Regions from separate parts of the Homo sapiens genome. Here region 2 is linked to region 1. Evidence: read pairs that join two places in POLR2A ChIA-PET (ENCODE). Cell type or tissue: endothelial cell of umbilical vein. All regions are shown on one strand. Links, peaks and the distances in the headings refer to the core of each region. The heading gives the core; the rest is flanking DNA.

Region 1 (15,327 bases), core at 8,003-10,502:
TCCCTACTTCTTTCCACCCCACCCCCTCCACGCACGAATCTCCTGTGGAAGGTTTCTGAAAATAATTCTGTGAAGGAAAAAACAACAACAATAAATGTTTGCCAGAAATGGAAGAAACCTGGTAGCCTCGCCTCTCGTTTTTCGTTTATTTGCTTGTTTAGACCCTCTTCCCTCTTTCTTTCTTTCTTTTTTTTTTTCTGATTGCAAATTGTTCAGTTGCCATTTGGCCGTCTTTGTGAAGCGCCTGTTCAAATTTTTCACCCATACACCTTAAAGTGAAAATGAAAACAAAGCCTATTAAAGAAAATTTAGAAAAATCCTTTTTGCCTTTGCGATAGTCAAATGTTTTGTAGATTTGACAAAACAAGTAAGCATTTTTAAAAAGATTGAAACTATGGACTTCATCCAAACTAAACATTATCTTCATCAAAAGGCTATTGAGAGAGAAAACGCCAGCCTCAGACTGGAAGAAGGTATCCATGAGACAAATTTTTTGGAAAAGCTGTTGTTTCCACTGGATTTAAAAACCAGAATCCTTTCACATGCTAGGCGGACATGCTAATTATTACATTACAGAAACTCCCTGCTACAATCAGGCCTTTCACAACAGAATGAGATGATGATTCTTTAGATATACTCAAACCTAATAACTTTTAATGTTTTTCTTTTTTCTTTCTCTCTCTCTCTTTTTTTTTTTTTTTTTTTTTTTTGAGACGGAGTTTCGCTCTTGTTGCCCAGGCTGGAGTGCAGTGCTGTGATCTCAGCTCACTGCAACCTCCCGGTCCTGATTCAAGCAAGTATCCTGCCTCAGTCTCCCAAGCAGCTGGGATTACAGGCAGGTGCCGACACGCCTGGTTAATTTTGTATTTCTAACAGAGACAGGGTTTCACCATATTGGTAAGGCTGGTCTCGAATACCTGACCTCAGGTGATCCACCCGCCTTGGCCTCAAAAAGTGTTGGGATTACAGGCATGAGCCACTGCCCCCAGTCATGTTTTTCTTTATATTTTTATCCACTGTGTGTTTCTTTCCTTCATACTTTCTTTTTTTTTTTCCCCCTTTTTCTTCCCCCTGCCCCCACCCCCCCGAGATGGAGTCTCACTCTCTCCCTGGCTGTAATGCAGTGGCACGATCTCGGCTCACTGCAACATCCGCCTCCCAGGTTCAAGCAATTCTTCTGCCTCAGCCTCCTGAGTACTGGGATTACAGGTGTGCGCCACCATGCCTGGCTAATTTTTGTATTTTTAGTAGAGACAAGGTTTCACCATGTTGGCCAGGCTGGTCTCGAACTCCTGACCTCGTGATCCACCGGCCTCGGCCTCCCAAAGTGCTAGGATTACAGGCGTGAGCCACCGCACCCCACCCGGCCCTTTCCTTCATACTTTCTATTTGTTAAAATTAATGCTGTAGAAACTCCATGATTCATAACCAAATACAGCTCATAACTAGAGTCTAAATTTCTCCCCCAAAGCTAGGCAGAGTAAACACAGGGAGTTGATTTCAAGGAACTCTTTGATGTTTTCCTATGGCTTTGATTTCCAAGTCTCTTCTTGACCTTGAGGAGCCAGGAGGATCCAACACACTGAGATCTGGAGACCACTCAAGCTTCTGCAAAGTCAATGCTTGTCTGGAGGACAGTGTTGAGCAGGGGATGTGATGGGGGAGGGGTGAGCTGTGCCCAGTAGACTGTCAGAAGGTGATGACAAAAGAGGTGGCATCTGGGAATTCATGTGACTGGGAATTCATGTGTGGTGAGTGTATCTAGGAGTCATCGGTCATTCTATTGTTTGTGTCACTCTTACTGGTCTGGAAAGCACATGCTCAGTGATTATGTCAATCTGTTTAATGGACAGACGATGTACAACATTTGTCTATTTTTTATTCCTTTTCCTATGTCAACTGACAATTGTCACTGTCTTTTTTCCTTTTCCAGCATTTCCCGGGTATCTGGAAGGTGCTCAACAGTGAGATGGTGCTCTTCCTCCAAATCTGTTGACATGACAGGACAGTGCCGCTTATGAATCTCTGACAAATAGCAAAGTGGAAAATTCCTGCTCTTGGCAGCTAAAACTTGGATTGATCACAATATTTCAGGAAACAGAGAAGAAAGACAGTATTTCCCAGTTAGCAAGATCTTGAGTCTTATGATTTTTTTCTGACATTAAATCTGCAGCATAAATGGCATGAGTTTATTATTTTCAACAATTTGATTAGACATTTATTTCAAAGAAATTAATGAGTAGCCTACAATGTGCCCCATCCTGAGCTAGGCTCTAGCAGTAACAGATATCCTGAAAAAATGGACATGCCTGAGGTAGCAAAGGGCTCAACACTGATTTTTCATAATAAAATTACCCAAAACAGGGTGGTTATATTTTAAATTGACAAATGAAACCACAGAGATAAATACTCATGCACTATCATGGAAACATAGAAAAGGAGCAACTGTCACTCTAAATAATGAGGAAAAGCTTTCAGAAGAAGTGATAACTGATCCTGTAGCAGTATGAGCCGCAGACAAAACCTCTCAGACACTGAGTTGTAGAAGGAAGGGCTTTATTCAGCTGGGAGCATCGGCAAGCTACTGCCTTAAAATCCGAACTCCTCAAGTGCACAATTTGTGTCCCTTTTAAGGGCTCACAACACTGAAGATTTCACATGGCAGGGTCGTGATTGATTTGAGCAAGCAAGGGGTACTTGACAGGGGCTGCATGCACCGGTGGTCAGAGAGAAAGAGAACAGGGCAGGGAGTTTCACAATGTTTTTCTCTACAATGTCTGGACTCTATGAAAAACATCGGTTTCTAAGTCATGAGTTGATTTTTAACTACTAGGTTTAGGCCAGGCAGGCCCAGGTCTGGTTTGGGGCCTGGCGCCGGGCTACCTGTCTTTGATTTCACTTCCTTCTTTTTTTCTTAAAACAGGTACTGAGTATAAAACAATATAAAACAATATGAGAGGGTCTCTCTCTTCCCTCAATCCAAGACTTAATAGATGAAAAGTAAGAAATCGGCTGATGAGAGATGGAGGGGATAGGGGAATCTGGAATTAGAGGCAGCATGGAGAAATAAGTCAGTGTTTCGGGAAACTCCAAGGAATTCTAAATTTGAGGCAGGGAGTAGGAGAAAATAAGACAAAATGAGAAAATAAGGGTTAGACCAGGAATAAAGAGGACGATCTTTCACTTAACACTTTGGTGTGATGTGCTGTGGAGAGTTGGGAAAGTTTGAAGAAGAAAAATTATATTTTCCATTTCAAGCTAAAGTCTCAATGGCTGCTATGCAAATAAGAAATTTAGGGAAACAAATATGGAGACAAAGGAGCAAGGAAGGTTTTTCTGCATACGGTTAAGGTAAGGCCTCAGAAAACCTAATACTTTAATTGGATTACCTCAAAGAAAGAAAAGAGTCAATAGAGTAGATGTAATCATTGAAACGATTAACCAAGGAAAGTTTCTATAAACAGAAGCCTAGTATCAGACTTCTGAGCAGTAATATAAAAAATTAGATCAGCATTAAAAAATAAAAATAAAGTGTGAACCAAGAATTACATAACAAGCCAAGCTAATCTTCAAGAATCAAGATTATGGAAAATAACTAGGGAGGCTGAGGCAGGAGAATCGGTTGAGCTCAGGAGGCGGAAGTTGCCGTGAGCCCAGTTGTGCGATTGCACTCCAGCCTGGGCATCAAGAGAGAGACTCCGTCTCAAAAAAAAAAAAAAAAAAGATAGGACGACAACTAAACAATATCCTTTTTTCAAATTAAGGTATTAAGTGTTACTTAATACCCCCTCTAGCAGGTGGAATTATCTTGATGACTGCTTGGGTTCAGCGGTGACGATCTACAGTTTGTATTCAGACATATTTGTTGCGTTCACAGCGTTCACAGATGATTGATATAAATGATGAAAAGCTAACACCCACTGTGGCCCGTTCGGGGATCCAACCCGCAACCTTGACATTATTAGCACCACGCTCTAACCAATTAAGTTAACCGGCCACGACGCGAAGTTCACTTCCCTCTTAACAAGATATAAAAAAATAAACGATTTTTTCCCTCTTCAACTTTTTTTTTTGAGACGGAATTTCGCTCTTGTTGCCCAGGCTGGAGTGCAATGGCGCGATCTCGGCTCACCGCAACCTCCGCCTCCCGGGTTCAAGCGATTCTCCTGCCTCAGCCTCCCGAGTAGTTGAAATTACAGGCATGCGCCACTATACCCGGCTAATTTTGTATTTTTAGTAGAGACGGTTTCTTCTTGTTGGTCAGGATAGTCTACGAACTCCCAACCTCGGGTGATCCGCCCGCCTTGGCCTTCCAAATTGCTGGGATTATAGGCGTGAGCCACCGCGCCCGGCCTCAAGCAATTTTCTCATTCGAGTTCAAAATGGATCATAAAGCAGCGAAGACAACTCGCAATATCAACAATGCACTTTGGCCCAGGAACTGCTAATGAACGTACAGTGCAGTGGTGGTTCCAGAAGTTTTGCAAAGGTGAGAAGAGCCTTGAAGATGAAGAGTTGTAGTGGCGGGCCATGGGAAGTTGACAAGACTAATTGAGAGCAATCAGCGAAGCTGATTCTCTTACAACTACGAGAGAAGTTGCCAAATAATTCAACGTCGACCATTTTACCGTGCGGCATTTGAAGCAAATTGGAAAGATGAAAAACCTTGGTAAATGGGTACCTCATGAGCTGAGCGAAAAAAAAAAAGGGCCGTTCTGAAGTGTCTTCTTCCTTTATCCTACGCAACAAGGAACCATTTCTCCATCGGATTGTGACGTGCGATGAAAAGTGGATTTTATACGACAACTGGCGACGACTAGTTCAGTGGTTGGATCGAGAAGAAGCTCCAAAGCACTTCCCAAAGCCAAACTTGTACCAAAAAAAGGTCATATTCGCTGTTTGGTGGTCTGCTGCTTGTCTGATTCACTGTAGCTTTCCGAATACCCGTGAAACCATTACATCTGAGAAGTATGCTCAGCAACTCAATGAGATACATCGAAAACTGCAATGCCTGCAGCCAGCATTGGTTAACAGGAAGGGCCCAATTCTTCACAACAACGTTGACTCGACTGCACGTCGCACAAATAACGCTTCTGAAGTTGAGCGAATTGGGCTACGAAGATTTTCCTAATCCATCATATTCATCTGACCTCTCACCAATCGACTACCACTTCTTCAAACATCTCCACAACTTTTTGCAGGTAAAACGCTTCCACAACGAGGGGATGCAAGCATTTTCTGTCCAATCCCGAAGCACAGATTTTTACCCTCCAGGAATAAACAAACTTATTTCTTGTTGGCAAAAATGTGTTGATTGTAATGGTTCCTATTTTGATTAATAAAGATGTGTTTGAGCCTAGTTATAATGATTTAAAAATTCATGGTCCGAAACTGCAACTACTTTTGCACCAACCTAAATGTTAATTTTAACGAATTGAAAGTATGAAGGAAGAAACACACTGTGGATAAAAATATACTAAAAAGAAAAACATATTAAAAGTTATTAGGTTTGAGTATATCCAAAGAATCCTCCTTTCATTCTGCTATGGATTGCTGCACAGAAGAGAAAGTTTTTTGGGGTGTACTGGTTAGCACATCTGCCTACAAGAAAGGGGTCTCAGATTTGAAACTGATTAAAGCCATAGCTTTTCCAAAAAGATTTCTCACTTTATCGAGAAATACAAATATTCACATTCTCTAAATGCCAAAGTCTTCCCGTTCTCTCTGTTGTTCCAAACTTAAATATGAAAAGTTTTCCCAGTTCTTCTGGAAAAAGGACTCTGCCAGATTGGGTCTAGGCCATTTTGTCATTTAGGCAAAAGGTGCTGTTAAGTCTACATATTACCATTATACACACACACACACACACACACACACACACACACTCTGTGATCCTTCTCTGAAAACACTTATATGTTTTGAGGTGTTAATTTTGCCCACTTTGAAAACTAAAATAGGTAAACAATTTGTCAAAAGATAACATGTGTGTTTTAAATTTATATGGTTAATAAATCAGTTCCTACATTCCAACATTTAATGTCAATTATGATTTATGGAGTAACTTTATTAAATTTGTGCCTCCTTTCACCTTTACTGTTTGTTTTTGCACACTTTTAACTGCTGCATGATTTATCACACATTTTGGCCAAGATTCTTCCCCTTAGTGAGTTATGTCTTTATTCACAGTAGGAGGAAAACGTGATTCTACAGAAAAATGTATTTTCATGTATTTTATGATATTAAAATAATAGAGTGACATTAAATTTTAATTAAATAATATTTTATAATGTGACATATTATAAATTATTATAATAATAAATAATATAAGTAATAAATAATATTTAATATTAAATATTATTTTTAATAAATAATAAATAAATAATGAATAATTATGACATTAAAAATAATAGAGTACTCATTACTAATCCATGCACACATCAGTACACAATATAAATATATAAGAAAATACAATGAAACTGAAACTATGGTAGATTAACAGACTGCAAAAATTAGTGATGAGCTCACAAGTACACCAATAAAAATGTACACACCCATGATAAATTGGAAATGATACTTCCAAGGCACAGGGAAGCTAAACGCATTTCTCTATCCATTCATCCATTGGTGAACACAAGAATTCCATATCTTGGCTGGGCGCCGTTGCTCACGCCTGCAATCCCAGCACTTTGGGAGGCCGAGGAGAGCCCAGAAGTTCAAGACCAGCCTGGGCAACATGGTGAAAACGCGCCCCTACTAAAAATACAAAAAAAAAAAAAAATCAGCGGGGTATATTGGCATAGGCTTGTAATCCCAGCTACTCGGGAGACTGAGGCACAAGAATCGTTTGAGCCCGGGAGACAGAGGTTGCAGTGAGTCAAAATCGCACCCTGGGCGACAGAGAGAGATTCTGTGCCACCAAAAAAAAAAAAAAAGAAGAATTCCATATCTTGGTGGTATGCAGATAATCTCTTGGACATACTGATTTCACTTCCTTTAGCTATATACCCACTAGAGAGTTTGCTGGATCATATGGTATCTCTATTTTTAATTTTTTGAGGAACCACAATACTGTTTTCCATAATAAATGTTATTAGTTCTTTAAATAGTTGGTAGAATTCACTAGAGACGCTACAGGTCCTGGGCTTTTCTTTGATGGGAGATGTTTTTATTGCTGATTCAATTTCCTTATCTACTATTGGTATGTTCATATTTTCTGTGTCTTCATGATTCAGGCTTGGTAGGTTGTGTATGTCTAGGAATTTTTTTTTCATTTTTCCCAGTCCTTATCCTGCCTGGCAGACAACTGGACACACTCGACTCCCGGGCCCTCAGTTTCTTCCCTTCGAGCACCGCCCAGCACAAAGAGCGGGCCGTTTCCAGGGTTCAATCCGCTGCCTCCCGGCTATTTTCTTGTGGTAATTTTCTGCCTCCCAAGAGATGGAGATCACAGAGCCTTCTGCTGTTGGAGAAAGCCTAACAGAGGGAGTACTTTAAAAAAAATGTCCTCTACTGGGGGGCTGTGTAAAATTTCTGTGCTGTGTTTGAAAAGAAAATTTTCCCCAAGTCGCAGTATTTTCTTTGTATGACTCGTGAACTCCGATATTACTGATTTTAATAAATAGGAAAGCTTATCAACCTTGATAATTTCCTGAAAGAAAAGATCAATTCGATGTTACCAAATCTGGGATATCCAGAAAAATTTTCTTCTTCTCCTAGGAGAAAAACTATCAAATGTCAGGGCTTCTGTAGTGTAGTGGTTATCACGTTCGCCTCACACGCGAAAGGTCCCCGGTTCGAAACCGGGCAGAAGCAACCTGTATTTTTGAGGAATCCTTAGCTGAATTTCTCAGTGCACGTTTTTAGAATTGCACCCCCGCACCATCTTTAGCCGTTTAGGAGAGAAGGTTCTCCTTGTCACCTGTGGTGTGCATATAAACCGAAGTACACCTGCCGCCTTTCTCCCACCAGAGCCCTTCCTGTTTTCGACAAGGAAAAAGCCCTCTTCAAAGCCAAGTGTCCGTGGCTACTCGGGTGGACATGAACAGACCCGAGCAATTTTTTGCCGAACAAATTATTATTATTATAATTGATGCTCTCATCGCCTGATCCCCACAAAGACCTCAAGGACTTGGTTCGCAGGCAACTTGAACGATCTTTCCGCTCAGGAACATTTTTCCTGGAGGGTCAAGGCGAGGCCGAGACTTTGCCGAAAGCCACCCTTTCCGGGAGCACTGGGCCAGAACCGCCCCTCCAGGTGCAGGCTGGGCTCCAGTCGCTCACTCGCTGCTCGTAAGCCTCGCTCCATGGGATCATCACAAGGTTCCACTGAGACTCAGGACGCTACAGGAAGATTTGGAGTGGGATTAGGGTGTTTTCCTGTGTGTACATGTACTGAGGTCCTCGAAAGGAACCTGGGCTGGCAGATGTTCTTGCTGAGCTTTCCTCCCTACCGGGACTCAGAGTCCAGCTCGGAGATTACTGCACTCAGGCCAAGGCCAGCCCCTGTGGGTAAATGGAGCCTGCCGGCTCTAGATATATGGAACCGTTTGCGGACTTTTTTTTTTTTTTTTTTTTTTTTGAGGTATAGAAGGAGCCAAACAGCCACTTGCCTCTTTTACGATTTAGTCACGAAGAGATCAACCAGAATCCTAGAAAAGTTATTCCCAGGTGGGATGAATTCATTATATGAAGGAAGCGGCTCTGAGTAGAGCAAGTGGTAGACTGTAATGGATATGATGGTGTTCTACCTAGAACCCAATGGTTTTCTACATTGCCCAATGTTTTGTGGAGCAAGGTACTCAGACACCCAACATCCTGGAGTGCTGTTTGCTGCTAACTCAAAGCTCAGCTCTTCCCAGGAATTGTTCTAAGCTAAAAAGCTACCCTGTTTAAGGTTATATCTTTTCTCTGGGATCAGCCTACATCTAAAGCCACGTCTATGAGTGGGTACAATGACCCAGCTCCTTTTCCCCAATTCAGGACATTTCTAAAGGATCATTGTAGCTCCAGAGCTCCCCATGGGAATGGTTGAGTCCTCTTTTGTATATCATTCCTGGATACACAATAGACTTCCTTCATGAAAACTATATCCTGGAGTCTGTTTCTCATAGAATACAATAACCTAATGCAATCTTTTTTTTTTTTTTTTTTTTTTTTTTGAGACGAAGTCTCGCTCTGTCGCCCAGGCTGGAGTGCAGTGGCTCGATCTCGGCTCACTGCAAGCTCTGCCTCCCGGGTTCACGCCAGTCTCCTGCCTCAGCCTCCCGAGTAGCTGGGACTACAGGCGCCTGCCACCACGCCTACCTAATTTTTTGTATTTTTAGTAGAGACGGGGTTTCACCATGTTAGCCAGGATGGTCTCAATCTCCTGACCTCGTGATCAGCCCGCCTCGGCCTCCCAAAGTGCTGGGATTACAGGCGTGAGCCACCGCGCCCGGCTAATGCAATCTGAATATAAAACCGAATATAGTCCCCTATAGTCTATTTACAAAAGACCTACTAAAAGCAGTATTTTAAAGCATGTATCAGATTTGCCTCTCCTAAAATCAGAATTATACAATAGCTTCCCGTTCTACTTGAATTAAAGCCAAATTCCTAAGATCTCCTACAAGATCCTATATACTCCGATCCTTCATTTCTCTCTGATCTCATCTCTATTACTGTCTCCCTCTCTTGTACTCTGGCCACATGAACCCTTTTACTGTTCCTCAAACATTCCATGCAAGTACCCACCTTTAGACTTTTATAGTGGTTGTACTCTGCTTGTGACACCTCACATGTCAGGTGGCTTGATTGCTCCTTTTCTTCCAGTCACAATCTTATTAAGGCTATACTAACAACTCTAGCTTTCCAACCTACTCTCATCACTCCAGTTCTTCCTACCTGCCTCTATTTACCAATCACATTTAACACCTTCTTACACATTTTATAATTCACATTTTTATTATGTTTGTTATTTATATCTGTTTCCATACTCTATGAGGGCAGATATTTCATTGGCCCGGTACTAGTGATGTGTTGCTATAGTTCCCTGATGCCTGTCAAGTGTCTAGAACTGGACCTGTGCGGTTGTTACACAAAGTTAAAGAGATCTTTTTAAAACGTGAATCTGGCTGGGCGCGGTGGCTCTCACCTGTAATCCCGGCACTTTGGGAGGCCGAGGCGGGTGGAACATTTGAGGTCAGGAGTTCCAGACCAGTCTGGCCAACATGGCGAAATTCCGTCTCTACTAAAAATACGAAAAAAAAAAAAATGGCTGAGTGTGGTGGCGCATGCCTGTAATCCCAGCTACTGAGGAGCCTGAGGCAGGAGAATCGCTTGAACCCGGGAGGTGGAGGTTGCAGTGAGCTGAGATCGCTCCACTGTACTCCAGCCTGGGAGACAGAGTCAGACTCCGTCTCAAAAATAAATAATAAACAAATTTTAAAAATGTGAATCCGTCCATGTGACTTTTCTGCCTAAAATCCTTGCATAGTTTCCCATTGTTGTTAAGACCAATTCAAAAATCCTTAACTTGGCCTATAGTGATCATAGTTCTTAGTTTAGACTTAATGTAGATCAATTAACACCTGATAATTCCTTTTTTATTTTTATTTATTTATTTTAGACGGAGTCCTGCTCTGTCGCCCAGGCTAGAGTGCAGTGGCGCTATCTTGGCTCACTGCAAGCTCCGCCTCCCAGGTTCACGTCATTCTCCTGCCTCAGCCTCCCGAGTAGCTGGGACTACAGGCGCCCGCCACCAAGCCCAGCTAATTTTTGCATTTTTAGTAGAGATGGCGTTTCACCATGTTAGCCAGGCTGGCCTCTAACTCCTGACCTCAGGTGATCCTCCCACCTCGGCCTCCCAAAGTGCTGGGATTACAGGCGTGAGCCACCGCGCCCGGCCAATTTATTTTTAGTGCCCCATCCACTTACCATCAAGTATTCTGATTCATTTATAGTAATCTACTAGAGGGTTTTGCATCATGTATTGATAAATGTTCTTTCTTCCTCAGACTTCATCTCCTACTACTCGCCCTGTACCACTCTGCAGCTCAGTCTTAATCTCCAGACAGAATGACGTGTCTTAGTTCCTGTCCCTCAGGTGTTTCTGCCCGTGTTGTACTCTCCTAGGTGCACAAAATAAGGCCACTGTTGGCTCCTTCTCCGTGCTGTCCCCTCAGCCCCTTCCTTCTCCCGCCTGATTCTATCACATTCCCTTTACGTCATTACTTGTACCCCCAAAACAATGTTCCAGAATCTAGTATGCCCCAACTAGACAATCTACATACCGATTGCCTAGTTTCGCTTCGAATTTGTAGCAGGGAATTCAGGAAGAAGGTGTAGAAATGTGTCCAGGATTGGCCGGGCGCAGTGGCTCACGCCTGTAATCCCAGCACTTTGGGAGGCCAAGGGGGCGGATAACCTGAGGTCAGGAGTTCGAGAACAGCCTGGGCAACACGGTGAAACCCCGTCTGTACTAAAAGTACAAAATTAGCCGGGAGTGGTGACACATGCCTGTAATCCCAGCTACTCGGGAGCCTGAGGCAGGAGAATCGCTTGAACCTGGGAGGCAGTGAGCCGAGATCGCGCCATTGCACTCCAGCCTGAGCAACAAAAGTAAATCTCCGTCTCACCGGAAAAAAAAAAAGCAAAAGAAAAGAAATGTGTTCAGGATCATATTAGTGCTAAGTATAGTTAAAACAAACAAGCAAGCAAAAAGAGTATTGGGATCAACCCTCTAAAGCACAGTGTGACAATGGCCATCAAAATTGCCAATGTACATGTTCTTTGATGCAGCCTTTCCACATGTGCGAAGTATCATGGCATACATCAGATACGGTGTATGCTCATAGATACCAAAAATTTGCAATAGGAGGATGGAAGTCTAAGCTATGCCTATTAAACTATGGTATATACTCATATAGCTGAATACTATGCATATTTAAAAGAGAATGAACACTTTTCTGTTGTGATATGAAAGAATTGCAAAAATATATTCTGAGTTAAAAAAAAAGCAAAGGATTTAAAAAGTAGATAAAATGCCACTATTTGTGAAGAGAAAAAAGAAAACATTTGTTTAACTTTGGCTATGCGTTAAAAATCTCTGGAACGATAAAGAAGATATTAAAAACAATTGTAATATTTTTAGGAGACAATGGCTGGGTAGAAAGATCGGTTTAACCGTCCCTGAAGGGTGAGTAGAGCCACATTTCTAGAATTCTCCAATACCAAGGTCTTCAAAGTGGGCTTTGATTTGAGGTCACTCTGGAAATCTGAGGCAACAGGTAGGGAAACTTCCAAATGGAGGCTCCGGGCATGAGAAACCTGCCTGGGACGATCTCGACGGTGGGACCATCGAAAACAGACTCGTCGGGAATATCCTTCAGGTGCCAATTTCTGGGTTGTGTTAGTGAACGGCTCTTACAAAACAAGGACTCGCTAATATTTCACCGAGTCTGATTCATTGTCTGCACGTACTGATTACCAGACATTTAGAAAGCAACAAATGTTTCCATGGATTCCTGGACTATTCGCCGCAGTTTGAAATTTTTAAGCGTCCTCTTTCAACTCTAGGAACACGGCTTAAAAAATAAAATAATAAAAATAAATAAATAAAAAATGTTATTTCCTTGTTTTGTTTTTGTTTTAAGAGAAAGTTTCTCATTCTTTTTATTAAGAATCTAAAGCAACTAAGAAATTGTTTCTTCTTGTGAGACAAACAAGAATTATATTGCTGAATTTAATGCTTTCCCAAAAAAGGATGAGTGTCGAGATTAAGGGCGGGGGGTGGGGGGGGAAGAGCTGCACCCAGCGTCGGCTGGTTAGCTCAGTTGGTTAGAGCGTGGTGCTAATAACGCCAAGGTCGCGGGTTCGATCCCCGTACTGGCCACGTATTTTCCCCAGTAGTTTTTTATGGCAGTTCTGCAGAAACTCGTCGGTTTTCAGCCAGCGAAGGGCTACGGATAATTAACGATGCAAATCGTCGGTTTTCAGCCAGTGAAGAGCTGAGGGTAATAAACAATGCTCTCAGATGGTCCAAATTCGCTGCCATCATTTCTTAATCCATCTGAATTCTAACTCCATTCCCGAATCACCCAAATTTCTACATCTTCTCAGGTAAAGTTCTTATTCTTTTCCACTAGGTGTTAGGGCTGGGGACAGAAAGCTGTTCAGGGCAGAGGACCCAAGATTGGGAGCTCTGCCTAATGAAAGAAAAAAAAAATTAGAAGATTACTGGCTTTTTAAAAATTATTTAAATGAAGCTTACTTGATTTCAAATTGTCCTCCCAAATTGCTCCTGAAACCAACCTTCTTTCTCAAATTGGCAAGAGATACAAGATAGAGAGAACAAATTCTTAGGAGATTGTTATTATATGTCTCTGAAGACTTTTTTAGATTTAACTGACAGAAAAGATTGCCCTGAGAGGAAGCTATCGCTTTGAACATGGAACACAGACTTGGTGTGTTTTGTTTTGTTTTGGTTTGGTTTCTTGTTTTGTTTTTAGGAAAGGATGAGCTAGAAAGGAGTCGAATCTAGCCTCTTGTGATTAATAAACATGCACCTTGCATACTGCTTCCAACTTGAAAGGGCAATTCAATATTTCTTCTCTTTATCTTGTATCTCTTGTCAATTTGAGAAACAAGGTTGGTTTCAATAGAAATTTGGAAGGACAATTTGAAATCAAGTAAGCTTTATTTAAATAATTTTTAAGACGCCAATAATCTTCTAATTTCTCATTTTTTGTTTCCTTCGGCAGGACTCCCGATCTTGGGCCCTCTGCCCTGAACAGCTTTCTGTCCCCAGCCCTTACACCTGGAAGAAAAGAATAAGAACTTTACCTGAGGAGATGTAGAAATTTGGGTGATTCGGGGATGGAGTTAGGTTTCAGATAGATTAAGAAATGATGGCAGGGAATTTGTACCATCTGAGAGCACTGTTAATCACCCTCAGCTCTTCGCTGGCTAAAAACCGACGAGTTGCATTGTTAATTATCCTTAGCTCTTTGGTGGCTGAAAACCGACGAGTTTCTCTAGAACTACCGAGAAAAAGTACTGAGGAAAATATGTGGCCGATATGGGGATCGAACCCACGACCTTGGCGTTATTAGCACCACGCTCTAACCAACTGAACTAACCAGCCAACATTTTGGGTCTCTTCCCCCACACCACTCCCCCTCCCCATTAATCTAGACCCTCATCCTTTTTTGTGGTGAAAGCATTAAATTCAGCAATATAATTCCTGTTTGTCTCACAAGGAGAAACAATTTCTTAGTTACTTTAGACAATTCAATATCATATTACCTCTGATCATTCTGGGTAGTCTTTTCTGTCCTGTATAGGTTCCATACCTGCACATACTCATGAATATTAAGCTGAATACTTCAGAAGTTCTTTCTGGAGTTATCTCTTATTACAGCTCTCTTCTTTCTGGTATGCTATCATATTCACTCTAGCTGCCCCAGTCTCCCAGTCTATCAACTCCTCATCAACTCTGGGAGTCCACCAGGCTCTGCTTGGGTTCTGCCTTTCTGCATTGGGGCCTGGAAATTCAAGGCCTTAGTTAGGGGCTAATCCTACTGTTCACCTCCCCCTCTCTCCAATCATTCATTTTTTCCCCTGTGATTAGGGGTTACTATTCTTCCTTACCAAATACTGTATGTCTTGAAAAGTGTCATTTCATCTTTTTTGTTAGGTTTTGGTTCTTTACAGCAGGAATGTAAATCTGATCCCTGTTATTCCAACTTGACTGGAATCATCTCCCAGTTATTTGGAGGATGAAGAGCTATTTGGAGGAGCTATTTTCTGCTATGGGTTGCAGGCTTTTGGCACCAGAGAGGACCCTGTTATTATATAAGTGCAGCGGCCTGTCTTCCAGGGCTGTCCGGAGATCTTGGAGCCTCAGGGTTCTTGGGGCAAGCAGATGTTGAGCTGTGTCTCCAGGCTCCGACTGGGACAACATGTCTGAAGAGTTCAGGCTACAAGCCCCAGGGTGGCTAAATTGCCTGCTCTTCTTTTGGGTTTGCCCTGGAATGCTCTGTTTGACTGATTGGAGTGGGCACAGAGGTAGAGAGAGAGCTTGGGGGAGGGCAGGTTCTGGGACTAGGGGTCTGGAGGGTCAAATGTAACTAAAATGGGCATTCGGATCTCTGCTGGACATGAACTGGTACGTGGCATCCACGCACTTTTTCTTTATTTGTGCCCTGTAGCCACCAGTAGATATCCTTCACCTGAGGAAATTGGAACACCTTCGCCTCGGGGCTCTATGGGCATCTTCTGGTAAGCGAATCTGGGTGGTCCTCCCAGCTTCTGTACCTAGGAGTCCCAAGGGTGATTGCCATCTGGCAC
Region 2 (15,327 bases), core at 8,437-10,936, 330 kb before region 1:
CATCCTGGCCAACATGGTGAAACCTCGTCTCTACTAAAATACAAAAATTAGCTGGGTATGGTGGCGCGTGCCTGTAATCCCGGCTACTCGGGAGACTGAGGCAGGAGAATCGCTTGAACTCGGGAGGCGGAGGTTGCAGTGAGCTGAGATTGCCACTGCACTCCAGCCTGGGGACAGAGCGAGACTCCGTCTCAAAAAAAAAAAAAAAAAAAAAAATACAAAAAATTAGCCGGACGCGGTGGCGTGCTCCTGTAATCCTAGCTACTCAGCAGGCTGTGACAGAATTGCTTGAACCTGGGAGGCAGAGGTTGCAGTGAGCTGAGATTACACCATTGCACTCCAGTCTGGGTGACAAGAGTGAAACTCCATCTTAAAAAAAAAAAATCCTACTTCTATTGTAGTATATACCTTTGCCTAATTAGAATGTTTTAATGAATGTTTTCAGAGCACCCGTTATATTGATTTCTAATTTCAGAGTTATCTTTAAGAGGGAAAATCACAAATGCAGGGAAGTTACTATTCAGGCCGTGGACCTTGATGCTCTTATAGACTCCATCTTTCTTTTTTTTTTTTTTTTTTTTGAGACGGAGTCTCGCTCTGTCGTCCAGGCTGGAGTACAGCGGCGCGATCTCAGCTCACTGCAAGCTCCGCCTCCCGGGTTCACGCCATTCCCCTGCCTCAGCCTCCCGAGTAGCTGGGACTATAGGCGCTCGCCACCACGCCCCTCTAATTTTTTGTATTTTTTAGTAGAGACAGGGTTTCACTGTGTTAGCCAGGATGATCTCGATCTCCTGATCTCGTGATCCGCCCGCCTCGGCCTTCCAAAGTGCTGGGATTACAGGCGTGAGCCACCGCGCCCGGCCTAGGCTCCATCTTTGAAGCGCCTCCCCACACTGCGGTCAGGAGAGTAAGGATCAGAAGTGGGCTTGGGTAAATCTGGTTATATTCATCAGGTGGATTGAGGAAAGATTATTGGAGGGCTTCTTTATAGAATTAAGGGAACCAAGAAGATGTGAGGAAATCTTCAGGGATCAGAACAGTGGGAATCTTCACTATTCCTAGGCATTAAGGGAAAAGAGAAGGGGCAGAATTGCCAGAATTTGGCAAGAGTTCCAGCAACGGGAGAGGAACCACCCACTAGGAGCTGTGCCCATGGGAGGAACACAGGCTGTCAGGGAGCAAGTAGGAGAAATACTGTACATGCATCTGCCTCTCTTCTTTGTGCCCTCTTATCTCCTGCTGCTGTCTTCCATTGGCTGAATCCAAACGGGAGCCAGGGGCCAAGTGATTTCTTTCCAGGGAGAAGAAAGGCAGATAATGGATCTGGAAGTGCAAATGCAGAATAATCTGCATTATCTGATTGTTCTTATAATTATAGTGATATCTTCCAGGAGTTTGTTGGGTGATGAATTTCTGTACTTTTTTTTTTTTTTTTTTTTTGAGACAGAATCTTGCTCTGTTGCCCAGGCTGGAATGCAGTGGGGCGATCTCTGCCCACTGCAACCTTTGCCTCCCGGATTCAAGCGGTTCTCTTGCCTCAGCCTCCAGTGTAGCTGGGATTACAGGTGCCCACCACCATGCCCAGCTAATTTTTGTATTTTTAGTAGAGACAGGGTTTCGTCATGTTGGCCAGGCTGTCTCGAGCTCCTGACGTCAGGTGATCTACCCGCCTCAGCCTCCCAAATTGCTGGGATTACAGGCGTAAACCACCGCACCCGACCGATGCTTCATAAACTTTGAATGATAGGATAAGTTGAAGCCTGAGTAGCTGATAAAAAATAATATTTACCTCAAGATATTTTTTATTTTCTCACATTGGGAGCACCACCACTGCAAGGAAGAGTATGAATAGGTTTGCCATAAACTGCTATGACGGAGGAAGTCTAGGTTCTTCCCAATAGATGCATCTCAGTGAGACTAGTATATAGAAGGCTCACCTTCTGTCAAAAAAGGGTGAGGAGGCATCTGGCCTGGGGAAGAATGCGATGCAGCTTCTGGCTTTAAGCAATAGCTTGGTTCATTCTAAATAGCCTGATAAGGCTGCAGTGATATTTTCTGGCTTTGTTATCCCAGTTTGTTTTTCTTGGAGACTTCATGAACTATATAAATAATATTTCATAAATATTTTTCTAATTATACCAATAGAATGAATTCTCTTTTAAAAATACATATGCTGGGACAGGCACAGTGACTCACGCTTGTAATCCCAGCACTTTGGGAGGCCAAGGAGGGTGGATCACGAGGTCAAGAGATGGAGACCATCCTGGCCAACATGGTGAAACCCTGTCCCTACTAAAAATACAAAAATTAGCTGGGCGTGGTGGCATGCACCTGTAGTCCTAGCCACTCGGGAGGCTGAGGGAGGAGAATTGCTTGAACCCGGGAGGCAGAGGCTGCAGTGAGCCACGATCTCGCCACTGTACTTCAGCCTGGCAACTGAGCGAGACTCCGTCCTAAAAAAAAAAAAAATGTTGACTTCCATACAAGTGTTGGAATATCCCTCTAATACTAGTGGTGTGCAAAACTGTGCAGGGAACACAAGTTACTGGTCTACAAAAAGACAAGCTTGCACCAAAGTATAATTAAATGCACTGCTGCCTTCACTAAGAAACTATTCCTACTATAATCAGTCAATGGAAATAAAGATGCTTAGTGATATAGTTATTTGCCTTCTGGCATAAGCTCCATATCTTGAAACAGACCAGACTATTAACTAACATTTATAAATTAGCACTGGGTTGCAGACCACGCTTTGAGTGGCTGTGCTTTACAGTCTTATGCCTCATAGTTATTTACGCCAAAACAGAATGTATCCACTGACAATATCTACATACATTAGTACTACCTTGGATCAGTAGACAGCTAACTGGTTCTGTTGGACTAAGAGTTTACATAAAAAGCAAAAAGAAGATTCTGATTTTGTAAATTTTGGTGGCCAGTGCCTGATAAACAAGACTCAACTAAAATTCATAGCATTTGTCCTTACAGCTAATGCCTGATGAGGCTATTGTAATACTAACTGTGTTGACCTTTGAAATACCTAATAGGTAAAATTTTGTGGAACAAGTACTTTTGCCTCCTTCTTTGTAGGATGAAAAGGGGGCCGCAGGAGCCGAGGAGACATAGATGCATTTCTAGCCAGGCATAAATAACTGAAACTAGGGTGAGGCGTGGTGGCTCACACCTGTAATTGCAGCACTTTGGGAGATCCAGGCGGGAGGATCACTTGAGGCAAGGAGTTCAAGACCAGCCTGGCCACTATGGTGAAACCCTGTCTCTACTAAAAATACAAAAAATTAGCCAGGCTTAGTGGCAGGCACCTGTAAGGAGAATCGCTTGAACCCGGGAGGCAGAGGTTGCAGTGAGCCAAGATCTCACCATTGCACTCTAGCCTGGGCAACAAGAGTGAAACTCTGTCTCAAAAAAATACAAAAATACAAAAGTTAGCCAAGCATGGTGGCACATGCCTGTACTCCCAGCTACTCGAGAGGTTGAGGCTGGACAATTGCTTGAACCCAGGAGGCAGAGGTTGAAATGAGTGGAGATTGTGCCACTGTACTCCAGCCTGGGCAACAGAGTGAGACCCTGTCTCTAAATAAATAAATAAATAAATAAATAAATAAATAAATAAAATAACTGAAACTGGGTTCAAAGAGCTTGGAAAGTAAAGTGGTTAGGGAAGTTCATTGGCAAGAATGTCAGGGATTCTATAAATGAGGCATTTTATCTCAGTTCCAAGAAAAGTCAGAACAGAAGAGCAATTGGGCCATGAAGCTCACTTGTATGGGAAAGAGACTGTCTTTATAACCTGCTTAGGTAAATAAAGAGAAATAAGTACTTTACCATCCAAAGAGGAGGCTGATGGAGCCTCCAGCACATGATTATGGTGGAGGAAAGTATGCCTAGCTCTCTGCTTTCTGTAGATATCTAAACCCCAAATTTATATCCCACCCCACTCCAGGCCATGCTTGCATGTAAGGGGCAACTTGTACAGAATAGAGAAAAATTGTTAGCCCAAGCAGTCTGTAGTTGGTTCCGACTCCTCACACTTATATCACATAAACAACAAACATATGGAAAGACATGGAAGTTCTAATCATCCTCCAGAAGAACAACAAAGAACTCAAAGTTATCAGTGCATACAGAATGAAAGGTACAGAACAAAAGAATAGAGCAATAAAGTCATGCCCTTGGCTTCATCTTTAGACCATGTTTTGCTGACAATGCCTTGGGTCTGATGTTTTCCTAGAAGACTTTTTTTTTTTTTCCAGCTAATGTGCCGTGGCAGAAGCCTTTTCTTTTCTTCTCTCTTTCTCTCAGCAGAATCAAAGCCTTTTCTTAATTACAGCATTATCTGTCATCTTGACAGGCTGGTAATGAGAAGCAGTTTTATTTTTGAATATCCAACAAGTCCTAAAGTATTCTTTCTTTAGTTTATCTCCCTGCTCTCTTATTTTACTATAGGCAGCTAGAAAAAGCCAGGTGGCATCTTCAATATATTGCCTGGAAATAACCTTAGCTAAATAAGCAAAATCGTTAGGTATATTTTCTACTTTCCACATTTTCTTTCTTTCTTTCTTTTTTTTTTTTTTTTTTTTTGATATGGAGTCTCACTCTGTCACCTAGGCTGGAGTGCAGTGGCTTGATCTCGGCTCACTGCAAGCTTCACCTCCCGGGTTCATGCCATTCTCCTGCCTCAGCCTCCCAAGTAGCGGGGACTACAGGTGCCCGCCACCATGCCAGGCTAATTTTTTTTTGTATTTTTAGTACAGACGGGGTTTCACCATGTTAGCCAGGATGGTCTCGATCTCCTGACCTCGTGATCTGCCCACTTTGACCTCCCAAAGTGCTGGGACTACAGGCGTGAGCCACAGCTCCCAGCCTCTTTCTTTCTTTTTTCTTTTTCTTTCTTTCTTTCTTTCTTTCTTTCTTTCTTTCTTTCTTTCTTTCTTTCTTTCTTTCTTTCTTTTCTTTTTTCTTTCTTTCTTTCTTTCTTTAATTCATTAGGTATATTTTCTACTTTCCACTCTTTCTTTCTTTCAAATTCATTAGGTATATTTTCTACTTTCCACATTTTCTTTCTTTTCTTTTCTTTTTTTGAGACAGAGTTTCACTCTTGTTGCCCAGGCTGGAGTGCAATGGTGTGATCTTGGCTCACTGCAACCTCGCTCCTCACCCCCATCAGGTTCAAGCGATTCTCCTGCCTCAGCCTCCTGAGTAGCTGGGATTACAGGCATGTGACACCACACCCAGCTAATTTTGTATTTTTAGTAGAGACGGGGTTTCACCATGTTAACCAGGCTGGTCTCAAACTCCTGACCTTAGGTGATCCACCCACCTAGGCCTCCAAAAGTGCTGGGATTACAGGTGTGAGCCACCGCGTCCGGCCTACTTTCCACATTTTCACAACAGTGTTGCTAAACTTTCTGTCTCTAGATAACAAAAGTCCGGTTTCTTCCAGCTTCTAGTAACATTTTCCACACTCTCCATTAAGCATCACTGACTTTGGGACTTAGTGACAGGCAGCAGTTGTCTTCAGGTGTTTTTACTCATATTCTCCTCAAGGTCTTTTCAGTTTCCACTTGCTGTCAAGTCCCAAAGTCACATGGTTCAGAATTTATTAATTATGGCAGTATCCCATTTTTAAGTAAGAAAATCTGCATTTGCTTGTACCCATTCAGGATTTATTGCCTCTCAGCTCCAAATTCACCCTTTTTGCCTGCTTCGTGGAAATGAATCTTGAGTCCTTGGTTTTCTTTTGCCAATTGGCATTGAAGCTTTGTCAGTAGAGGGCAGTGGAGAGACATTGCGGAAGAAAGTGAGTTTTGCTTCTTTCTTCCCATGTATTACTTGGCCTGCTGCTTCCCCAGTGCCTAGCTCCTACATCACGCATGCCTTTCCCCTGCATCAGTCTCCTGCAGCACCCAGCAACAACTAATTTTCCCTGGCATCTTCTTTGAGTGTTTTGTAGTAGAGTGCCCTCAGTGAGAGACCTCTCCACGAAGAGCTTTTCAAGAAACCCTTGAAGATTAATTTCCAAAAAATTCCAGAGGACAGATTTCAAGCAAATTCTGCTGGCATAGCACCATGAGCATTTCTCTGCTATTCCGTGAGTCACAGCCATGCTCTCCCCAACAAGGTCTGGATCTTAGCCAGGGGTGGGGTGAGAGGTAGAGGGCACTTCTTTTAGTGCTTTGTTTCAGCCCCAGGTGAGGTCACTTCTATGTTCAAATAACTGTGTAATTTCTCTCTCCTGATTGCACCAAGACTGATACATACCTAACTATTGTTACATAACAAATCATACTAAAATGCAATGGCTTAACTTAAACAACAATTATCATTTATTCTCTCTCACAGATGTGTTGGTCAGGAATGTGAGCAGAAAACAGTGGGGACAGCTTGTCTCTGCTCCATGATTTCTTAGGACTCAACTGGAAGACTATAAGGCTGGTTGCTGAAGGCTGGGCATGGTGGCTCACACTTGTAATCCCAGCACTTTGGGAGGCCAAGGTGGAAGGATCCTTTAAGCCCAGAATTCAAGACCAGCCTGGCCAACATGGCAAAACCCCATCTCTTCAAAAATTTTTTAAAAATTAGCTGGGCATGGTGGTGCATGCCTGTAGTTCCAGCTACTCAGGAGACTAAGGTGGGAGAACTGCTTGAGCCCAGGAGGGTGAGGCTGCACTGAGCCATGTGCATACCATTGCACTCCAGCCTCGGTGACAGAGCAAGACCCTGTCCCAAAAAATGGAGGGAAGCTGGTGGCTAGAAATAATCTGAAGAATCATTCACTCACATGCCTGGCAGTTGCTGCTGGCTATGGACCGGAGGCCTTAATTTTTCTCCATGTGTTCTGCTCCTATGTCCTAGTTTAGGCCTTCTCAGAGCGCCATGACTGAGTTCTGAGGGCAGATGTCTTGAGAGAAAGCTGGTGGAAGCCTCTACCACGTTTTATGACCTAACATTGGAAGTCTTGGTGTATCACTTCCATCATGGTTACAGGCCTATCCAGATTCAAGGGAAGGGAATGTAGACCCCCACCCCTCAAGGAAATGTGTCAAAATTGTATTAAAATAAGACAACGTGTGATGAGATATGTTGGTGTGGCCATCTTTGGAAAATACCGTCTGTCTCAAGTATTTTTTTATGGCTGAACCCTAACCACTCAGAAGCCCCTATCACTTCAGATTCAATTTCTTCCTAACTTGTAAAGAAAGATTAGAGAAAATAAAATAAATATTAAGGAGGTTTTTAGAAAATATACTGCCCAGAAGTTCATGAAACATTGACTATACTGTGCCTCACAAGAAGCAGTGTATAAAAGACAATTGGATTAAGACATATTTCAGTTGCAATTTCAGATTCACATTACATTTTTATATTATTCACTGTCAGGTATCCCAATTTTTTTTTTTTTTTTTTTGACACGAAGTCTCGCTCTTGCTCCCCAGTCTGGAGTGCAATGGCACGATCTTGGCTCACTGCAACCTCCGCCTCCTGGGTTCAAGCGATTCTCCTGTCTCAGCCTCCCGAGTAGCTGGGATTACAGGTGCGTACCACCATGCCCAGCTAATTTTTTGTATTTTTTAAGTAGAGATGGGGATTCACCATGTTGGCCAGGCTGGTCTTGAACTCCTGACCTCAGGTGATCCACCCACCTCGGCCTCCCAAAGTGCTGGGATTACAGGCGTGAGCCACCCCACCCGGTCTATCTCAAATATTTTTAACCTACATTTAGAGGTTTTCATTTCCACAGAAAATGTATACATAGACTTCAACAGGAATAGGGAACTACTAGTGCAAATATTCAACATGTGCATATATTAAAATATATACTGCCAATTTTGCATATGATTGAATTGCACTTAGTATATAGGAAAAGTATAGTTGCATTGAAAAGATTAAAATCTACAAACAGTAATCCAATTTTAAAAAGAGATGTTTCCCGTTTAATTTTAGAGTAACAGATGAGGAAATTACAAATTTAAAAATGATAACTCTCCAGGCCAGGCGCGGTGGCTCACGCCTGTAATCCCAGCACTTTGGGAGGCCGAGGTGGGCGGATCTCTTGAGACCAGCCTGGCCAACGTGGTGAAGCCCCATCTCTACTAAAAATACAAAAATTAGCAGGGCATGGTGGCAGGCGCCTGTAATCCCAGCTACTCGGGAGGCTGAGGCAAGATAATTGCTTGAACCTGGGAGGCGGAAGTTGCGGTGAGCCGAGGTTGCGCCGCTGCACTCCAGCCTGGGCAATAGAGCGAGATTCTTCAAATTTGTGTACCATCCGTTTAGGCCCTTATAGTTTAATTATAGAAACTCAGTGGCACTCCTTGCTACTAGAATTTTAAATTGTTTCTCTCTTTCACAGTTCAATCCTAGAAAAACCATTGCAACAAGGTTCTTTTTCTTTTTCTTTCTTTTCTTTTTTTTTTTTTTTTGATGATTTCATTTTCACAGTCCTAGAAACGTATTTTTCAGTCATAAAATGTACACTCTTATCTTTAGAAATAACTGTTGCCGGCCGGGCGCGGCGGCTTACCCCTGTAATCCCAGCACTTTGGCAGGCCAAGGCGGGTGGATCACCTGAGGTCAGGAGTTCGAGACCAGCCTGGCCAACATGTTTAAACCCCGTCTCTACTTAAAATACAAAAAATTAGCTGGGCGTGGTGGTACGCACCTGTAATCCCAGCTACTCGGGAGGCTGAGGCAGGAGAATCGCTTGAACCCAGGAGGCGGAGGTTGCAGTGAGCCGAGATCGCGCCATTGCACTCCAGACTGGGGGACAAGAGCGAGACTTCGTCTCAAAAAAGAAATAGCTGTTGCCTCCCACAGTGGGTAATATTTGCAGAAAAGCATCTGAGAGCTCTAGAGAGAGGAGAGACAGGATTATCACTATAGAGCATAGGCGACCCTACAGGGCAGAAGACAGTGATGTTTACTGAACTGTGTAACGAAATGAAACATGTAAGGATGACTTCCGGTGGTGAAATCACAGTTCGGATAGTCTGAGGAGAAGGGGGAATGCCTAGAAATCCATGTACAGAACAGCCCCACTCTGTTGCTATGGCCTCCTCTTGTCCAGAAAAGTTCCCACTGGCCCTGGGGCAGCATCAAGTTGGAGCTACTGCATCAGGACTTAAGTCACAAAGAGCAAAGTGACCCCACAGGGTCAGGGTCGTAAGCAGAGGTCTATGCGAGTCAGGAGGCCTGGGTCAGAGGGAGAGGGCAGGGCCGAGAGCGGGGAGTTACTGGAGGAAGGGGAGAGGTGACGTGGAAACGTCTCCTTCATATCTTGTTCCTCAATTCCCATCTTGGTCTCCAGTACTGTAAGAATTATTCAATTCCGCACTAACAGTTGTATTCTTCTACCTTTCCATTCTGTAATCAGTGAGTTCGGAGCTCCTGTTTAGTCGGGCAAATTCCAGAGAGAACTTTTGCGGCTGGGATTCAGCCAGAAGGCGAGCCGTAAGCCGTGATTACTCATCATGTATAGTTTCAAGGATTTTTGTCACAGTGTCAGGATGGCCGAGTGGTCTAAGGCGCCAGACTCAAGCTTACTGCTTCCTGTGTTCGGGTCTTCTGGTCTCCGTATGGAGGCGTGGGTTCGAATCCCACTTCTGACACAGCCTGATCTTTTGTTTTTCCCTACCAGATTTGTACCGAAAGTTTCGCCAAGGAATGCCACAATAGTTCAGCCGTTTCTACCTCCAAGATTTCCCTCCCCAACCGATGTTCGCCAAACAGGGTCTCGCAAAGAGAGAGGCATCTCTCTTACATCAAACCAATCGACAAAGGAAAACCCCACATTTACAGAATCCTGGGATATTTTCAGTGCCATTTGGACGCAGTCCCGCAGCACTGTTGGAGATCATTTTCTCCTGCGAGAAAGTAAGCAGCGGATTTCCATCTATTGGTCTGTGAATCCGCTAACATAAAAATTAAACAAACAAAAAAAGAAAAGAAAAGAAAAAAGGCACGAGAAAAAGGTCTCCGTTCTCAGAGAGCCCTGTAGGAATGTTCCAGATTCCTGTATATCGTCTGTCTCTCTGAAAGGGGAGTCGGACATTGATCTGACCAGCAACTGTCGTAAACTCACACCGCTCTAGCAACGACGGTAACACCCAGTTCTTTTCCTTAGCCGTTCAACTGATCAGTCAACTGATCAGTGACTAAAATCTTCACTGCTTTTCTGCACACGTAAAATAATCTGTTACAAACTTCTACCAAAAGATTTCCTAGGTTACCTCTAAAACCTAAGAGGAAAGAACCCTCAAGATTATGACACTGCTGAAAACAAGTTTGGGTCATCAATAACAAAAGAAATAATCATCCTGTTAAAAAGAAACTAAGTTTAAAGCTTCTTCTGAGATTGCTTCTCAGAATTATCTGATTTGGATATCCTTTCTGTCTCTTGTTTTTGAAGATAAAAATTGCATTATATGAAGTATACATAGATTGAAATCTTGGGCTGAAAATCAGGGTCTTAGGTTTTTTTTGCAATATTAACATTACCTGGGTTATCCTCCTGTATAACTTTTAAATTATTACCCAGCAATTCCACTTCTAGGAATCCACCTCAGTGAAATTCCAGCTCAGCTCCATGATTGACCTTGCCAAGTACAGTCCTTCTAGCATTTTGAGGTAGCAGATTGTTAGAGGCAACCTAGATGTCCATCAGGTATACTGCCTATGGTTTTCATACTATGCAGCAGCCACAAGTGACCAAGCAGGTGTACATGTAGCAGGATGAGTGGATTTTTCAAACCGTGTTGAGTAAAAGAAAAGAAGTTAGGATTTATTTTTTTTTTTTTTTTTGAGATGGAGTCTTGCTCCCTTGCCCAGGCTGGAGTCCCATGGCGCAATCTCGGCTCACTGCAACCTCCACCTCACGAGTTCACGCCATTCTCCTGCCTCAGCCTCCGGAGTAGCTGGGACTACAAGCACCCACCATCACGCCCGGCTAATTTTTTGTATTTTTAGTAGAGACAGGTTTCACCGTGTTAGCCAGGATGGTCTTGATCTCCTGACCTCGTGATCCGCCCGCCTTGGCCTCCCAAAGTGCTGGGATTACAGGCGTGAGCCACCACGCCCGGCCAGAAGTTAGGATTTAAATCACGCAAATCAACAACGTATTTTTCAAGGATAGTTTATTATAATTTTGTCCGGGCGCGGTGGCTCACGACTGTAATCCCAGCACTTTGGGAGGCCGAGGTGGGAGAATCACTTGAGGTCTGGAGTTCGAGACCAGCCTGGCCAATATAGCGAAACCCCATCTCTACCAAAAACACAAAAATTAGCTGGGCGTGGTGGGACGCGCCTGTAATCCCAACTACTTGAAGGCTGAGGCAGGAGAATCGCTTGAACCTGGGAGGCAGAAGTTGCAGTGAGCCAAGATGGCGCCACTGCGCTCCAGCATAGGAGACAGAGTAAAACTCCATCTCAAACAATAATAATAATAATAATAATAGGCCGGGCGCGGTGGCTCACGCCTGTAGTCCCGCCCCTTTGGGAGGCCTAGACGGGCGGATCACTTGAGGTCAGGAGTTCGAGACCAGCCTGGCCAACGTGGTGAAACCCTGTCTCTTCTAAAAATACAAAAAAAATCAGCCAGGCATGGTAGCGCGCGCCTGTAGTCCCAGCTACTCGGGAGGCTGAGGCACAAGAATCGCTTGAACCCAAGAGGTGGAGGCTGCAACGAGCCGAGATCGCGCCACTGCACTCCAGCCTGGGTGACAGAGTCAGACTCTGTCTCAAAAATAATAATTTTAAATATTTTAGAGAGGGTGCCTGTATGTTGGGAGAGAGGAAAGGGCTGTATGGTGGGCATGACAAAGAAAAACAACATAACAGTAAAGGAAAAAGAGAGAGAGAAAGAGAAAGATTTCATTGACCGATAACAAAAATGAGCCATGGATAGTTTGATTAATTTACCTCTCCAAACCTGACGCCTCTTCTTCCTTTCTTACCCGCCTCCATGATTAATTCCACTTTTTCACTCTTCTCACCTCTGCACATTCACAAGCACCTACCACCCTTTCTTGCTCCAGGAACCTCTTAAAATGATAAAATTATTAATTATTTTTCTCCATTCTCCACCTTCATCTTTTCCAACCATTCTTTTGAATTGGGGCAGTTCATTTTTCTGTTACTGATTTTATTTCTGCTTCAAAGTATTCACAGTGTATTTTGGGCTAGGTGGGGGAACCGGAAAAGTAAAAATAAAAATATTGCATGACTTTTGTTTCTCTCTACAAAGCACCTGCTTAGGACGCTGAATACTGAGCTTTGAGGGTCCCTCTAGCCAGGAAACTGTTACGGAGCCAGATGGTAACTTAGGAAGCACTGTTCTGAGTATTTGCCACTTTCCCTATTGTTTCATTTCTGAATTAACCCGAAAGATAGCAACATAAGGTATTTTGATGATGCTATGTTTAGCATCATTTAGAATAGCACCGGGCAAAATAATAAATACCGTTGTGAAAACCAGGAGCGTACGCCACCCATCCGAGGTCTTTTCCTCCTTTGTCGGAGTCAGCGTCTGCTGACTACGAGTTACATAATGAAACTTAAGGAGTAACAGTGCGTGTCAGGATGGCCGAGTGGTCTAAGGCGCCAGACTCAAGTTGCTACTTCCCAGGTTTGGGGCTTCTGGTCTCCGCATGGAGGCGTGGGTTCGAATCCCACTTCTGACACAGCTATTTTGCCCCTTTAATCCTAGGATTGGGGGACTGGGTGCCGTGGTTTACACCTGTAATCTCAGCACTTTGGGAGGCCAAGACAGGTGGATCACCTGAGGTCAGGAGTTCGAGACCAGCCTGGCCAACATGGCGAAACCCCATTTCTACTAAAAATACAAGAATTAGCTGGGAGTAGTTGTGGGTGCTCGTAATCCCAGTTACTTGAGAGGCTGAGGCAGGAGAATCGCTTAAACCCGGGAGGCGGAGGTTGCAGTGAGCCGAGATCATGCCATTGCACTCCAGCCCAGGCGACCAAGCAAGACTCCCTCTCAAAAAGCCAAGAGGAAAAAAAAAAAAAAAAAAAAAAGCAAAAAACCACTAGGATTAGGGGACTAAGCGGGGAGGATTGTTTGAGCCCAGGAGTTCCACCCCGTCTATAGAAAAAATGAGCGGTGCTTGGTGGCGCGCGCCTGTAGTCCCAGCTACCTGGGTAGGAGAATGGCTTGATCACTTGAGCCCAGGAGCGCGAAGCTTCAGTGAGCTGTATGATCGCGCAACTGCACTCCAGCCAGGGCGACAGCGCGAGATCGTGTCTAAAACAAACAAAAACAGGAGAAAAGGGCTTGAGATGTAGATTTTACCAAAACCATTTTGCAACTACCACCTTTCAGGAGCTTTCCCCAATGCTTCCGACCACATTTTAACTTAACAAGCCCGTGAGTGGGACTTACGTATTCCCTGTATAATTATTTTCAGCATCTTAATGGTTTCTGCGAGGGTATGCGATAGGCTGGAGTATTATTGCACAATCGTCTGGTTTCCTTCCTCAAGGTCAAACCACCACCACCACTTCCCCCCACCCCCTCCCGCCTTTCTTCTTTCCATGTTTCCCCGTTCTTCCTCTCCCTCGCTTATCTAGACCCCCTTTGATTCTTTCTTTGGTGATGGGAGAAGGGATGTGAAGTGAAGGGACAGGATGTAGGTTATTACGGGACGCATGTAAGAGAAATATAAGACCATGATGGATGAACAGAGAGATCTTCGTCTTGATTTAAAACTCTACCGAGTAATATATATATATATATATATATATATATTTTTTTTTTTTTTTTTTTTTTTTTTTTTTTTTTTTACAAATCCCTCGTTTTGTTAAGGTGGGAGACATACATCCAATATTTACTTTCCATTCTGTTCCGTAGTAATGTTTTCAATTACTGCCCCAAATTAGCAGCTTTCAGAAACTTCATTTCCTACAGAAATGAAACAACGAACATACACGCAGAAGACAATCCAAACATACTCGAATGTACTGGCAAACAGCTATTGCAAGATCCTATTTTATGTACCCAACGATCAGGGGTGAATTGTTTTTTGTTGCTGTTGTTTTTGTTTTTGGTCTTCAAATGGAGAACTTCAAATGTTACCGGGAAGTGCAAAGTCCTCCGTTCTTGTTTTTTGGTTAAAAGAATTTAAGCAAGAGACAAACAACAACGAAGATAACACCTTAAGGCAGTTTATTGCAAAAACGAAAGTACACTGAAAGCTGAGTCAGAGCAGGCTTCTTGAAGATGAGACAGCGCCAGCTGGCACTGGGGCAATCCCCTTTTTGGGATTCTTTTTTAATTTTATTTTTATTTTATTTATTTATTTATTTGGAGTGCAGTGGTGCAATCTCGGCTCACTGTAACCTCCGCCTGCCAGGCTCAAGCAATTCTCCTGCCTCAGCCTCCGGAATAGCTGGGACTACTGGAAAGCGCCACCACACACGGCTAATTTTTGTATTTGTAATAGAGACGGGGTTTCACCATCTTGGCCAGGCTAGTCTCCAATTCCTGGCCTTGTGATCCGCCCGCCTCGGCCTCCCAAAGTGCTGGGATTACAGGCGTGAGCCACCGCACCCGGCCGGGAGTCTTATATGTTTATTCAAAAAGTGGCAGGCAGGAGGAGGTGTGACTAGTAAGCATGTTTTGGGTGATCCTCTGGGTGCACATGCGCTGTGGCTATACATGCTAGTACATCCATTGCATGTCTCATTAACATCTTAAATCTCCACCCAAGGGTATGTTTTTTACTATTATAATGAGCAAAAGGTTACTTTTGGGGCAAGCAAAACTGGAGCAAACTATACTCCTCTTGCCTTCTTGGGGTGGAAAGTCCCTTGTGGTGTTAGTTCCTGCTTGAGCCAGATAAGTTCAACTGCAAGAAGGGTCCAAGGGCTCTTGAAGTCTCAAATGCGGCTGATGTGTTACAACAGTCATGGCCCCCTTCCTGGGTGTGCCAGAGATGGAGGCCAGCCTGGAGCCCACCTCCCTGTTCATATTTAACTGTTGTTTATTATTATTATTTTGAGACAGTGTCGCTCTGTCGTTCAGGCTGTAGGGTAGTGGTGCGATCTCGGCTCACTGCAACCTCCGCCTCCAGGGTTCAAGTGATTCTCTTGTCTCAGCCTCTCGAGTAGCTGAGATTACAGGGTGCCACCACCACGCCCAGCTAAAACCCGACGGGGATTCACCACCTTGAGCAGCCTGGTCTCCAGTGATCCCGTCGCGTCTGGATCCAAAATGCTGGGATTACAGGCGTGAGCCGCCGCGCCCGGCCAAACACAGCATTGTTTTAAAGGCAATGTGCAATAGTAGCAAACATAAGC

What was found. Peaks named below come from ENCODE experiments on the same cell type or tissue, not always from the same donor. Only the 100,000 strongest peaks of a DNase experiment are listed, where the experiment ranks them.
Region 2: POLR2A ChIA-PET joins it to region 1 with 10 read pairs; 6 of 35 experiments call an interaction of 5 or more read pairs at or near these places.

What each region holds. Positions count from the first base shown.
Region 1 is chr6:27,272,755-27,288,081 of GRCh38, reverse strand. It overlaps TRI-AAT9-1 (tRNA-Ile (anticodon AAT) 9-1), which reads right to left and starts at 14,122; the gene lies at 14,049-14,122. It overlaps TRI-AAT3-1 (tRNA-Ile (anticodon AAT) 3-1), which reads left to right and starts at 12,798; the gene lies at 12,798-12,871. TRV-CAC2-1 (tRNA-Val (anticodon CAC) 2-1) reads left to right here and starts at 7,740; the gene lies at 7,740-7,812. It also overlaps the pseudogene TRI-AAT10-1. RefSeq lists silencers at 8,390-8,616, 11,430-11,600. In endothelial cell of umbilical vein, for the core only: no CTCF peak of the experiment used is centred there; no DNase peak of the experiment used is centred there; H3K27me3 peaks cover 256 bases.
Region 2 is chr6:27,599,937-27,615,263 of GRCh38, reverse strand. TRL-CAA2-1 (tRNA-Leu (anticodon CAA) 2-1) reads left to right here and starts at 9,519; the gene lies at 9,519-9,626. It overlaps TRL-CAA3-1 (tRNA-Leu (anticodon CAA) 3-1), which reads left to right and starts at 12,589; the gene lies at 12,589-12,695. RefSeq lists an enhancer at 13,169-13,669 and a cis regulatory region at 14,573-14,745. In endothelial cell of umbilical vein, for the core only: no CTCF peak of the experiment used is centred there; a DNase peak (open chromatin) is centred at 9,523; H3K4me3 peaks cover 593 bases.